Linked DNA regions of Mus musculus: region 1 is linked to region 2. The links are chromatin loops, found by intact Hi-C in ENCODE. Cell type or tissue: left cerebral cortex. All regions are shown on one strand. Each heading gives the region's core, and the rest is flanking DNA. Links, peaks and the distances in the headings are about the cores only. Region 1 holds the start of Gm39673 (a long non-coding RNA gene). Region 2 has its middle 20 kb from the start of Gm39674.

Region 1 (5,375 bases), core at 324-5,323, 57 kb before region 2:
AGGGCCATGGACTCTAAGCTCCTGGGAAGACCTGTCACCCTGAGCCTAGATGAGGTGATAGCAGCTCCTGCTCTATTGGGTTTGCATGAGAGTTAAGTGACTCACAAAGTTCTTCCTAGGACCAAGCACATAGAAGTGCCCAAGTCACCGACAGTGGTGTTACAACACCTTTAATCCCAGCACTTGGGAGGCAGAGGCAGGTGGATTTCTGAGTTCGAGGCCAGCCTGGTCTACAGAGTGAGTTCCAGGACAGCCAGGGCTATACAGAGAAACCCTGTCTCAGAGAAGAAGAAGAAGAAGAAGAAGAAGAAGAAGAAGAAGAAGAAGAAGAAGAAGAAGAAGAAGAAGAAGAAGAAGAAGAAGAAGAAGAAGAGGAGGAGGAGGAGGAGGAGGAGGAGGAGGAGGAGGAGGAGGAGGAGGAGGAGGAGGAGGAGGAGGAGGAGGAGGAGGAGGAGGAGGAGGAGGAGGAGGAGGAGGAGGAGGAGGAGGAGGAGGAAGAGGAGGAGGAGGAGGAGGAGGAGGAAGAGGAGGAGGAGGAGGAGGAGGAGGAAGAGGAGGAAGAAGAAGAAGAAGAAGAAGAAGAAGAAGAAGAAGAAGAAGAAGAAGAAGAAGAAGAAGAAGAAGAAGAAGAAGAAGAAGAAAGGAGTGCCCAAGTCAATAACCCAAGCTCTCCCATCCCCAGCAGCCCTGCTGGAACCTGGGTCTCACGCTCTCCTTGCATTGAGTGCTGTTTCAGTGGTCAACATCATCCCAGAAGCTCTGAAAGACTCGCGGTGGAGGGACACTTCACCCACAGGTATCTTTCTGGTACCTAACACAGGTTGGCACAGAGTGGGATACAGCAAGCATTAAAAATGAATGACAAATTGTAAAACAGTAGTTTCTTTGCCTTCTCTTCTCCCCCATCTTTCTTCCCTGTTTTCATTTGACCTGGATCCCAATAGAAGGGCTGGTCTTTATGTTAGTTAGCTGAGTTACCTGAGCTCCCTGGTAGAATGAAGGTAGTACCCAGAACCCGGACAAGAAGTAGAATTACTAAGACAGACCTGAGGTTCCCTCAGACTACATGGCGTGCTTAATGTCTACCAAATAGCAAGCACTGTTTCTGGAGCAACTGGGGATAGTCTGGGCCCCAGTAGCTCTCACATTGAGCCCAGTGACTTGCCCTCAGAAAACAAGCAATAATGATAAAAAAAAAGTGTTTGTTTGTTTCCAGAGTAGCTACATTAGGGAGAGAGATGGGGTGTCAAGTGCCCCCCTCCCCTGAAGTCCATCTTTGGGGTCTTGAGATGAAGTTTTAGTTTAAACAAAGAGCAGAGCGTGAATAACTGAGGAGCCCTGGGGAAGGTCGGGTCCAGCCATCCCTGAGCCATCCTTGTCTCTGCTCCATCCTGCCTGCTACTTGGCCGTCTGACAGCTTGTCAACACTGAGTGAAATGTCCTTCTGGGGACTAGAGCCCCCTCAGCCTTTTCCTTTTCCAAGCCTGAGGCTCCTAGGGCACTTTTAATTTCTTGGAATCCACTATTTCAGTATTCTGAGAGCTGGATATGGGGGCTTCTACGTCCTTTGAGCCTCCTCATTCCAGCTGTGGTGGGTTTCCAGTTCGTCTGCATCTGCCTCTGCCCGTCATCACTTTCCTCAACTCCGGACTTTTGAGAAAAGATTCATCTTAAAAAAGGAAAAAAGAAAAACAAGAATGTCAAGGCTCGTTTTTACTTTATATCATTTAAAGATCTCATTCCTCATCCCAAGCCCCCAGATGAGGCCTGCTGGTTTCTTTCTATTCTGCCATAGTGGCCAAGTCTTCGAACTTGTTTATTGCTGTTGAGTTTGAGATGTTAGCAGACAGTGTCCTTTTGCCAGATGTACTCTTAAAATTGTCAAAGAGCTAAGAAATCCTTATAGATGGATGCATGACAGCTTTCCCCGCCCCTTGCCCCCCCCCCCCCCGAGCCTAAACACCTACTGTGGCCTGAGACCTGTGATCCTTGTCCTCTGGGCTAAGCCCTACCATATTTTCCGAAGCTGAGGCTGAGATTGAGGCACCAATATGAGAAAAAGAGGCAGCAAGCAGCTTTGCCCCCTCCACCCCTCCATGCTCCTTTCTCTAAGAAATTGCTCTCTTCAAGCAAGAGAAACACAAGCTCCCTGAGAGTGGACGGGTCTACGCAAAGAGGTCTGTCTGCAGGAGAGGGTAGCTCACTGAGAAGCTAAGAGGCCTGTCTGCAGGGGAGGGTAGCTCACTGAGAAGCTAAGAGGTCTGTCTGCAGGAGAGGGTAGCTCATTGTGAAGCTGCATTTGTCTGAGTGAGACAAAGAAAACTTTTTTTTTTAAAACTGGGACACAGGAAAGAGGTTAAGACAAGCTCATTGCTTAGAAATGAGAACAATAGGAGTCCACCTGACCCTGGCATGGCCATCAGCGTCCACTCCTGGGCGTCCGAGCTTGGCACAATTATCCTGCAGATCATGATGATTCCAGGGGACAGCGTTTTCTGGTTTTGCCTGTGACTTCCATTTTCTCGTTGCTGACAGAGCTGTCTTTGTTGCTCTTCCTCTTCTGAACGACAGCTTCTGGGACTGGCTTATGAAAAACTGGCCTCCCACAAAGGCTGACGGTCAAATGCAGCAGCCAGCTCATCTTAGCTGCTTCCGTGAGAACTTCTCCTACAACTCATGTGGCTTTTCTTTTTTCTTATTCTTTTTTTTTTCCTTTCAATTTTCTTTTTTTTGCCTTGGAAATGGGCTTCATGGCTATGGTAGGCAATTAAATTTCCAAGCTGGAGAATGCCCATGTCCTCTGCCAGGAACTGCTAGAGCAAGCAAGCCAGGCCACGGGCTTTGAATACTTGGCACGGAAGTGGGGCCTCTGATACACACAGTCTCTCCCAGGATGGGCTTCCCAGAGGAGTGTGTTTGTCTTTGTTCTGAAAAGGAAAGTCCAATCCCATCCCAGCACTAGCTACACCACAATCCCAGAGCTAGGTGGCACCTCCTTTCCAAAGCTGGGCAATTGCCTGGTTCGCTAAGTGTCACCGTTGGCACGGTGCCATGGAGGGTTGGCTTCCAGCATGCAGGTCAGTTCTCAGGCCTGCCACTCAGCTCTCCTCAGTGGCCCCAGCCTTTGGAAAACTGCTATCTCTCAGAAGAAAGGAGAGCCCTGTGTTCCTGACCCAGCCTTCTCAAGCTGCTGACTGAATCACGGGGTTTGGGGCTAGCATCTAATTTCCAGAGCTGCTGTGAGCAAAATGCTAACACTTGTTCCAGAAGCAGGCTGGTGCCCTGGCTGTAATTCTAGACTGGGGGCCACTAGAGAGGAATCCAGGCTTGGTAGATTATACGTGCACGAGGCAGGGCAGTGGCCTGAGCCTTCCTGCAAGGGAAGGGACGTGTGTGGATGAGAAGGTCCTGAGAACTCATAGGTGCTTGGATAAAAAGTGGGACCAACTAATATGAAAGGAAAACGCTGGAGGGCTTCTCTGAGGAGTGACCTTCTAGGCAAGCCCTCCTGGGACAAGGGGCCTGTGGCTCCTTTAGGAATGGCACGGAAACTGGAAGGGGCTAGTGAGGGGTGGCAGTAGAGATGAAGTAGGAGCAACAGTGTTAGTCTGAACATTCTGTGATAGCTTTAGAGCTAGGAGAAGGACTAAGCTGGCTTGTTTGAAGGTCTCTGGTTTCTTGGTAGGGAGATGATTGGAGGAGGTGGGACTGTTTGTGGAAAGCTGCTTCAGGCCCTCGCTGTATCTTTGACAGACAGAAGGCATGGTCCATGAAAGAATCTGGGCTTCCTTCTCTAAGACTTCCTTCTCTGCTACACCAGAGGCACTCTGGACACTAGGACAGGACAGTAGAGATCACCTGGAGCGGTCATTTATAAGGATGGAGATGTCTGTCCTGCCCTGAGGATCTCTGTTGCAGCCTGGAGAATACTCTCCTTCTTGGGGACACTTGCATAGTTTACAGGCAGCAATACCAGACCCCTCAGCAGCCACTCTTACCAGGGCCTGCAGTAATCTGTGTTAACTGTGTAGTCTGAGTTCCTCTTACAGGATAGAATTTACTAATGTGTTATGCAGAAGAAAAAAACATTTCTCCATTAACACCAGCCACTCCGGTATACCAATAAGCACATTAAGAAAAGCGTAAAATTCTTCAAGCTGGTCTAAAGCAGCAATAAGAGAACTATGTATGTATGTGGGAAACGGAGGAGAAATGGCTCTCGAGCCCTTGCCTATTCTGAACATGGAGAGTCAGCTGTGAGGGACTGACAAACATATCCAAGCAGAGTTTGCTAGGCAGGTCTCAGAAAGCGCCTTGTTCTGTGTCAGAGATCTCATTCCTTGCGTGCTAACAGCCTGGTAGTGACCAGCCAGTGACATCAGAGAATGGTGTACAGTCGAGCAAACCCCTCTGCAGTGTCCATTTAGGGGGTGAAAGGTCACATGAGTGCTTACAACAGGGTATGGTATATTAGGCAAAAAGCACGTGCCTGGCTTCATGGATGCCCAGGACAGCAGACTAATTGTCTATATAAATCATCACTGATGAATTTAAAACACCTCAGGGGGCTGGAGGATGGCTCTGTGGTTAAGAGAACAGCAACCACACGGGGGCTCACCTCTGTCTGTGACTCCAATTCCAGAGGATCCAATGGCTTCATCTGACCTCTATGAGCACTCTGTGTATATGGTACCCAGACATACATGAGGACGAAACATTCGTACAAAAACAAACAAACAAACAAAACAATGACAACAACAACAAAAACCAAAGCATGTCAGATACTTGCACACAACCTGTTTCACGGAATTCCAGAGTGAGCATCAACTTCTTGAGCTCCGTACCCATGGAGTCGGCCGAGTGTCGAGTGAACATACTTAGGAAAACCCAGTTAAACAAACTTAAGATACAAGATACAACATATGCCTATAAAGACACCCACAGATTCGTTCCTCTAGGTAACAGACACATGCGTTATGAAAGAGGCTATACACCTATTGTTTTTCTGGTTTTAACTATGTCATTGATTTTTCAATGTGATGGACCAGTGCATAAAAATATAACTGATAATGAAAGTGTAAAACTCCATGTGATGCTCTAGAATGGCTGCTCTAACTATAGCTGTTCATTGAGATGGATGGACTTTGAAGAGAGAGAGAGAGAGAGAGAGAGAGAGAGAGAGAGAGAGAGAGAGAGAGATTGAACATAGAATGTCACAGTCATAGGTGAATAGGGGACTTAACTGCTGCCCAGTCAAGGGCTCTGTGTCTATGTGAATTGTGAACAACCAACAGTAGGGAAGTCCAGGCCATGGAAAGAATGCTGTTGTATTGGGAATACCTGCTGGGACCTTGGCAGGAAACAACGTCACACAA
Region 2 (5,375 bases), core at 170-5,169:
CACTTCATCTTCTATCTGAACCCTGGCTCTGTTAGTTTCTCCATTGGGCATGCTCAAAGAGTGGCCATTAGTCAGTGAGAACTGCAAACGATGGGCACATCTGCTGCTGCTACCAAGGCAACCGAGTGTGGGCATCAAAGCACTTGGAGCTCTTTAGTGTTCTCCCACTGTGAATCTGCGGTTGTGTGTGTGAATCTGTGGTCATGTGTGTGGATGTGTCTGTGCATGTGTATGCATATGTGTGTGTGTTTATGTGTGTGCATGTGTATTCATGTGTGTGTGTTATACATATACCAGTGCCTATCTACGAATGCCAGAGGAGGATACCAAATGTCCTGGTCTGTCACTGCTGCCTTCTTCCTTTGAGCCAGGGATCTATACCTGAAACCAGAGTTAGGCTGACAACTGGCACCCCTCTGATTCTCCTTTCTCAGCCCCACACCGTGCTGCTGTTATAGGCACACAGCCACATTCACAGCCACGCCAAGTTTTCTTGCTTTTCACTTAGGTATTGGGATCTGAACTGAGGTCCTCATATTTGTGGATCCAATGCTCTTCTTAACCACAGAGGCATCAACCAGCTACTTGGTCTCATTTTGTAGGGGTGACATTCTAGGATCTAGAACCGAGACCTTGCATCCACATGGTCAGGTTTGGGATTCCAATGGACAGGGTCTGTGACAACTGCTACCAAGGAAATCGTGTGACTCCATCTTTCATACGTGCTACTCACAATATTTTAGGGTTTTGAGTGTTTCAGAACCCAAAGTTAGTTTGTGACCTCCAAATCTGTCATTTCCCTGAATTTGACCATGACTATTTTTTCCCCCAGGCAGGGTTTCTGTGTGTAGCCTCTGCTGTCCTGGAACTCACTCTGTGGACCAGGCTGGCCTCAAACTCAAAGAGATCCACCTGCCTCTGCCTCTTGAGTGCTGGAATTAAAGGTGTGTGCCACCACTGCCAGGCTTGACTATGACATTAAAGAAGAATTCTGAAGTCTCCAGCAGAACTTGCCTCTGTCCAATCAATCTACCACCCCCTGCCCAGCACCCTTCCAGTCCTGACCCCATTGCACTAAGCAATCCCCCAAACAGACGGCACCCCTCCAGCACACAGAAACCTCCTCAGCTTGTACAGTTGGACACTGCACCAAACTCTGGGGTGGGACACAGTTGGTTTCTACCTGCATTTCTTCCTCTTTTGTGTTGATATTCTGTTTCTTCTGGGAAATATGGCAGGTTGGAATGTTTTTTTCTAGTTCTCCAGTCTCTTATACTGGATAATGTGTTCAAACCACTCAATGTCCCATTGTCTCGACATCAATGGATTTATCTCTCATGACGCTGACATGGAGTTCATCATGGTCACCTGTGCAGCTTTCATTTCTGATGGGTATTTTGGTTTGGATTTCCTTTTTTTCTGATGGTGCTGGGGAATGAACTCAGGACGTTGCATGGACTAGGCAGACTAAGCTACAGCCCCAGCTGTATGGCTTCTTGTTGTTGTCATTTTTAAACTGACATTTACTGAGGGATATGGGGGGGGGGATGGGGATGGGAGGGGAGGGATGGTTCATCTGTGGAGGACAGAGTGGAGGACTAACTTGCAGGAGTCAATTCTTCCTTTCAACATGTCAGTCCCAAGGATGGAACTCACACCATCAGGGTTAGCAGCAAGCACCTTACCCAGTGGGTCACCCCATCGGCCTTGGTTTAGATCTTTCACATCCCCTCAAACCTCCTGTGTTGATGAGTTACTATCCAGCTGCTGGGCTATTGGGAAGTTGTGGGACTCTTAGGAGGTGAGACCTAGAGAATTTAAGACATTGGGGACAAGCCCTTTGGGGGGAATATTGCGATGTTGCCCCCCCTCTGTGTGTGTGTGTGTGTGTGTGTGTGTGTGTGTGTGTGTGTGTGTGTGTGTGTATGTTTTCTTCCTATCTTTCCTGAGGTACCTTGTCATCTTCTTCCATGTACCCTTGTCATCGTGATGTACTGGGCTGTCTCCCATGGGCCCTGGATGATAAGACCAAGCCACCCTGGGTTGTAGCTTCTGAAACCATGAGATAAAATGGAGTTTTCTCTTTTCAGGGTGGTTTTTTTTGGGGGGGGTGGCACTTGTCACAGAGATGGAAAGCTGAGTGGCACCATGAGGAAACACATTTGTTGTTCAAGCCAGAGAGAGCATGTGAAAGAGACCCACCCACATTTGACCTCATCCTGGAGCCCAGCCCAGTCCGTTTGGCTGGTGTAAGCATAAGAAATACAAACCCCTGCCAGCATAAACCTCTGAACCTAGAGCAGATGCCACCACTCAGTCCAGCCTGGTCCATTCCAGGCCTAGGCCCCTCCACACTGCTGTCCTGCTGGACTCTGACATTTCCTTTCTGTGCTCAGTGCCTGGTAAGCTAACAGCTGGCTACAGAGTTTCTCTGTGGCTAGTCTCAGATGCCCCGCCGCCTCTGCTGCCTCCCTCAGCTCAATTCCCAGTTTCCAGGAATAAATCTTTCATTAATTTGTCTTAAAATCCCACACTTTCCATTCCAAACCCTGGATGCACATGGATGAGCCTAATCCCTGAACAGACAAAATGAGGATTATAGTGTTGCAAGGCTGTTGTGAGGGAAATTAAATCACGGGGCATGGCTGGCCTGGCTGTGAGTTCCTGAGATCTGCGGAGAAGCTAGCTTTCCTGGCTGATCACATTACTGCTGACATTGAATGCAGAGGCAGACACACATAGAAGCACCCAGCAATGCCTGCAGATCGAAAGGCCCCGTGTTTATGCTTTCTTCCTTTGACATTTTGATACAGCAGAGTACAGCACCCAGTGCCATGGTGACAGCGACAGTCTCTATAAAAGTCTCCAGCCTGCTTTCAGCACACCTACGGATGCAGTGGGAGGTGGCACAGATCTGGACCAATAGAGAGAAGGCATGTTTAGCCTTGGCCTGGTTACAAAGAACATTTATTTTTCCTCTTTGAAATGGACCTTCCTGTCCCGATTCAGCACAGACCAGTGTTGTGCTAATGTGGGTCAATTTCCCATCAGCTCCTCGAAAGAGTGTTTTTCCAGTCTCTCCTGGGGCAAAGGAGAATCACAAACCAGATAAGGCCAGTCTCCACGTTCCACAAGGCCCACAGAGGGGACAGCACTTCAGGGGTGGGGGAACTCAAAACAAGTAATTCTTTAGATACTTCACCCGAGGCAGCATGGCTCTTGAAACCCTATGCCCGCTTTGTGCTGGCCCTTTTCTTTGTGAGCCTTGCCCCAGAAAGGCTGAGTAAAGGCCCTTGAAAGACACCACCAGTGAATCTGTCTGTGCCTTTAAGAGGGTCCTTGAGGAGGGACAGTTAGAGAATCAAGAAGCTGACAGCCAGATGGCACTCAACAGGATGACATGAATTAGGCAGAGACAGCCAGCCTGTGGGCCACCTGTCTTGTTGCCTCTGGCCAATAGCTACTGGTGGACTGGACTGTCTGACCTACAGGTCTCACTGTCACGGCAGTGAGAAACTGACTAAAGTCCTGAACTGAGACTCAGAGGCACCAGAACTAAAGCCTATGGAGTGAGGTGGCCTCATTTTGTACCTGTAGACCTGGCCAGCCTGTCTTGTCACCTCCCTTTGAGGCAGACCAGAGCTCTGGAGGTTGTGAATATCCAATTCATATGAACACATGACATATGCTAGTTTGTGTTTGACAACTTAACACAAACTAGAGACATAGGAGAAGAGGGGCTGCCAATTGAGGAGCTGCCTACATCAGATTGGCATGTGGGCACGTCTGCGGGGATTTTCCTGATTACTGATTGGTGTGAAAAGGCCCTGCCCACTGTGGGTGGTGCCGCACCTAGGCAGGTGGTCCTGGGTGTAGGATAGCAGGCTAAACAAACCATGGAAAAAAAGCCATTAGCCAGCATTCTTCTGTGGTCTCTGCTTGAGTTCCTGCCTTCAGGCTCTACCGCTAAGTTCTGCCCCTGACTGTAAGCTTCAAGGCTGGAGAGATGACTCAGAACTGACTACTCCTGCAGAGGACCCTGGGAAATTTCCAGCACCCACATGACAGTTCATAACCGTCTGTAGCTCCAGTCCCAGTGGATCCAATGCTCTCTTCTGACCTCCATGGGAGCCAGGCATGCACATGATGCACCCAGACATGAATAATAATAAATAATAAAATCATAAATAAACAAACAAATAATAATTATTTTAAGAGTTGAAATAAACCCCTCTCTCACAAGTTGGTTTTGGTGTCTGTCACAGCTGCAGAAACCAAACTAAGAGACATAATAATGTTTTTTTTTTTGTTTTGTTTTGCTTTTTGAGCACTGGGAATTTAAGCCAGTGCTTCATTGAACCCAGGGCATCATGCATGCACGCAGGCTCTCTACCACTGAGCTACAGTACCAGCCTATACTTTTTTTATTTAACTCAAAAGGTACAAAGTACATGTTTAGGGAAGCTAAGGTCCTGGGAATTTGAAGATAAAATTCCTGAATCCTAAACACAGTTGTAAGGATTTGCTTCCTACTCCAGAGTCCTGTCAGTTTCCAGATGACAGTGGCATAAGCCACACAAAGATTCAGACAAGGATCCGCACTTCTATTCTATGAGAGGACTCTTGATGTGGACAGTCAGGGACTAAAGCGGTGGCTTTCTGGTCATCTACTGTCTTGATGTCCCACTATGATTGGGAAAAGTCTTCCAACATGAATGCCATCTCATGGTTAAAAGATGCTGCAGCTCCAGCCCACAGGTCCACGTTCCAAGCCCCAGGAAGGAAAACCGCACAACGGGGTGCCTCTCAGAGGAGTCAGCACTTAGAAAAGCATTTACTAGAAATTTCTCCCGATAACGTCCATTCACATTTTTTAAAAAAGGTTTGTTTTGGCTTTTAGTGTATGTTTGCTTGCGTGTATGTCTGCCTGTGCACCGTGTACATGGCTAATGAGTGCCCATGGAGGCCAGAAGAGGGCATCTGGTACCTTGGGACTGGAGTTACAGGTGGTTGTGAGTGGCTGTGTGAGTGCTGGGAACCAAGGTCCTCTACAAGAGCAGCCAGTGCTCTCAACTGCTGTGTCATCTCTCCAGCCCCTGCCCCCAAACACATGCAGTTACATTTTATTAAGAACCTCCTCCACCAAGGAAGATTAGGCAATTATTGAGCAGACCGATACCCCCAATAATGTGAAGGTCATGTCATTTCTGGCATAGCCAGTGTCCCATTCCTTTGATTTGCTACCATAGGGAACAGGATCTTGGAGGTAAAGGAAGAATACATCAGGAAATGTGGAGGCTGGAGAGGGCTGAGCCTGAGGGTGTAGATGTGTTTAGTCCCTGTTCTGTTAAGTGTATTACCAGACTGTTAAGACT

What was found. Hi-C counts contacts between places; a loop is a spot of excess contacts. Peaks named below come from ENCODE experiments on the same cell type or tissue, not always from the same donor. Only the 100,000 strongest peaks of a DNase experiment are listed, where the experiment ranks them.
Region 1: it touches region 2 in a loop (2.8-fold over the local background); 5 of 42 quality-filtered maps call a loop at or near these places.

Annotation. Positions count from the first base shown.
Region 1 is chr11:31,710,822-31,716,196 of GRCm38, forward strand. Gm39673 (a long non-coding RNA gene) reads right to left here and starts at 4,606. Exons shown (of 4, transcript XR_872338.2): 1 at 2,402-4,606; 2 at 698-1,669. In left cerebral cortex, for the core only: a CTCF peak has its summit at 2,976; DNase peaks (open chromatin) are centred at 2,579, 2,921 and 3,104; H3K27ac peaks cover 3,109 bases.
Region 2 is chr11:31,768,255-31,773,629 of GRCm38, forward strand. No RefSeq gene overlaps it. Among named protein-coding and RNA genes, the nearest start is that of Gm39674, 20 kb to the left of the region's middle. In left cerebral cortex, for the core only: a CTCF peak has its summit at 4,967 (motif pointing right); DNase peaks (open chromatin) are centred at 2,308, 2,885, 3,399 and 3,973; H3K27ac peaks cover 3,457 bases.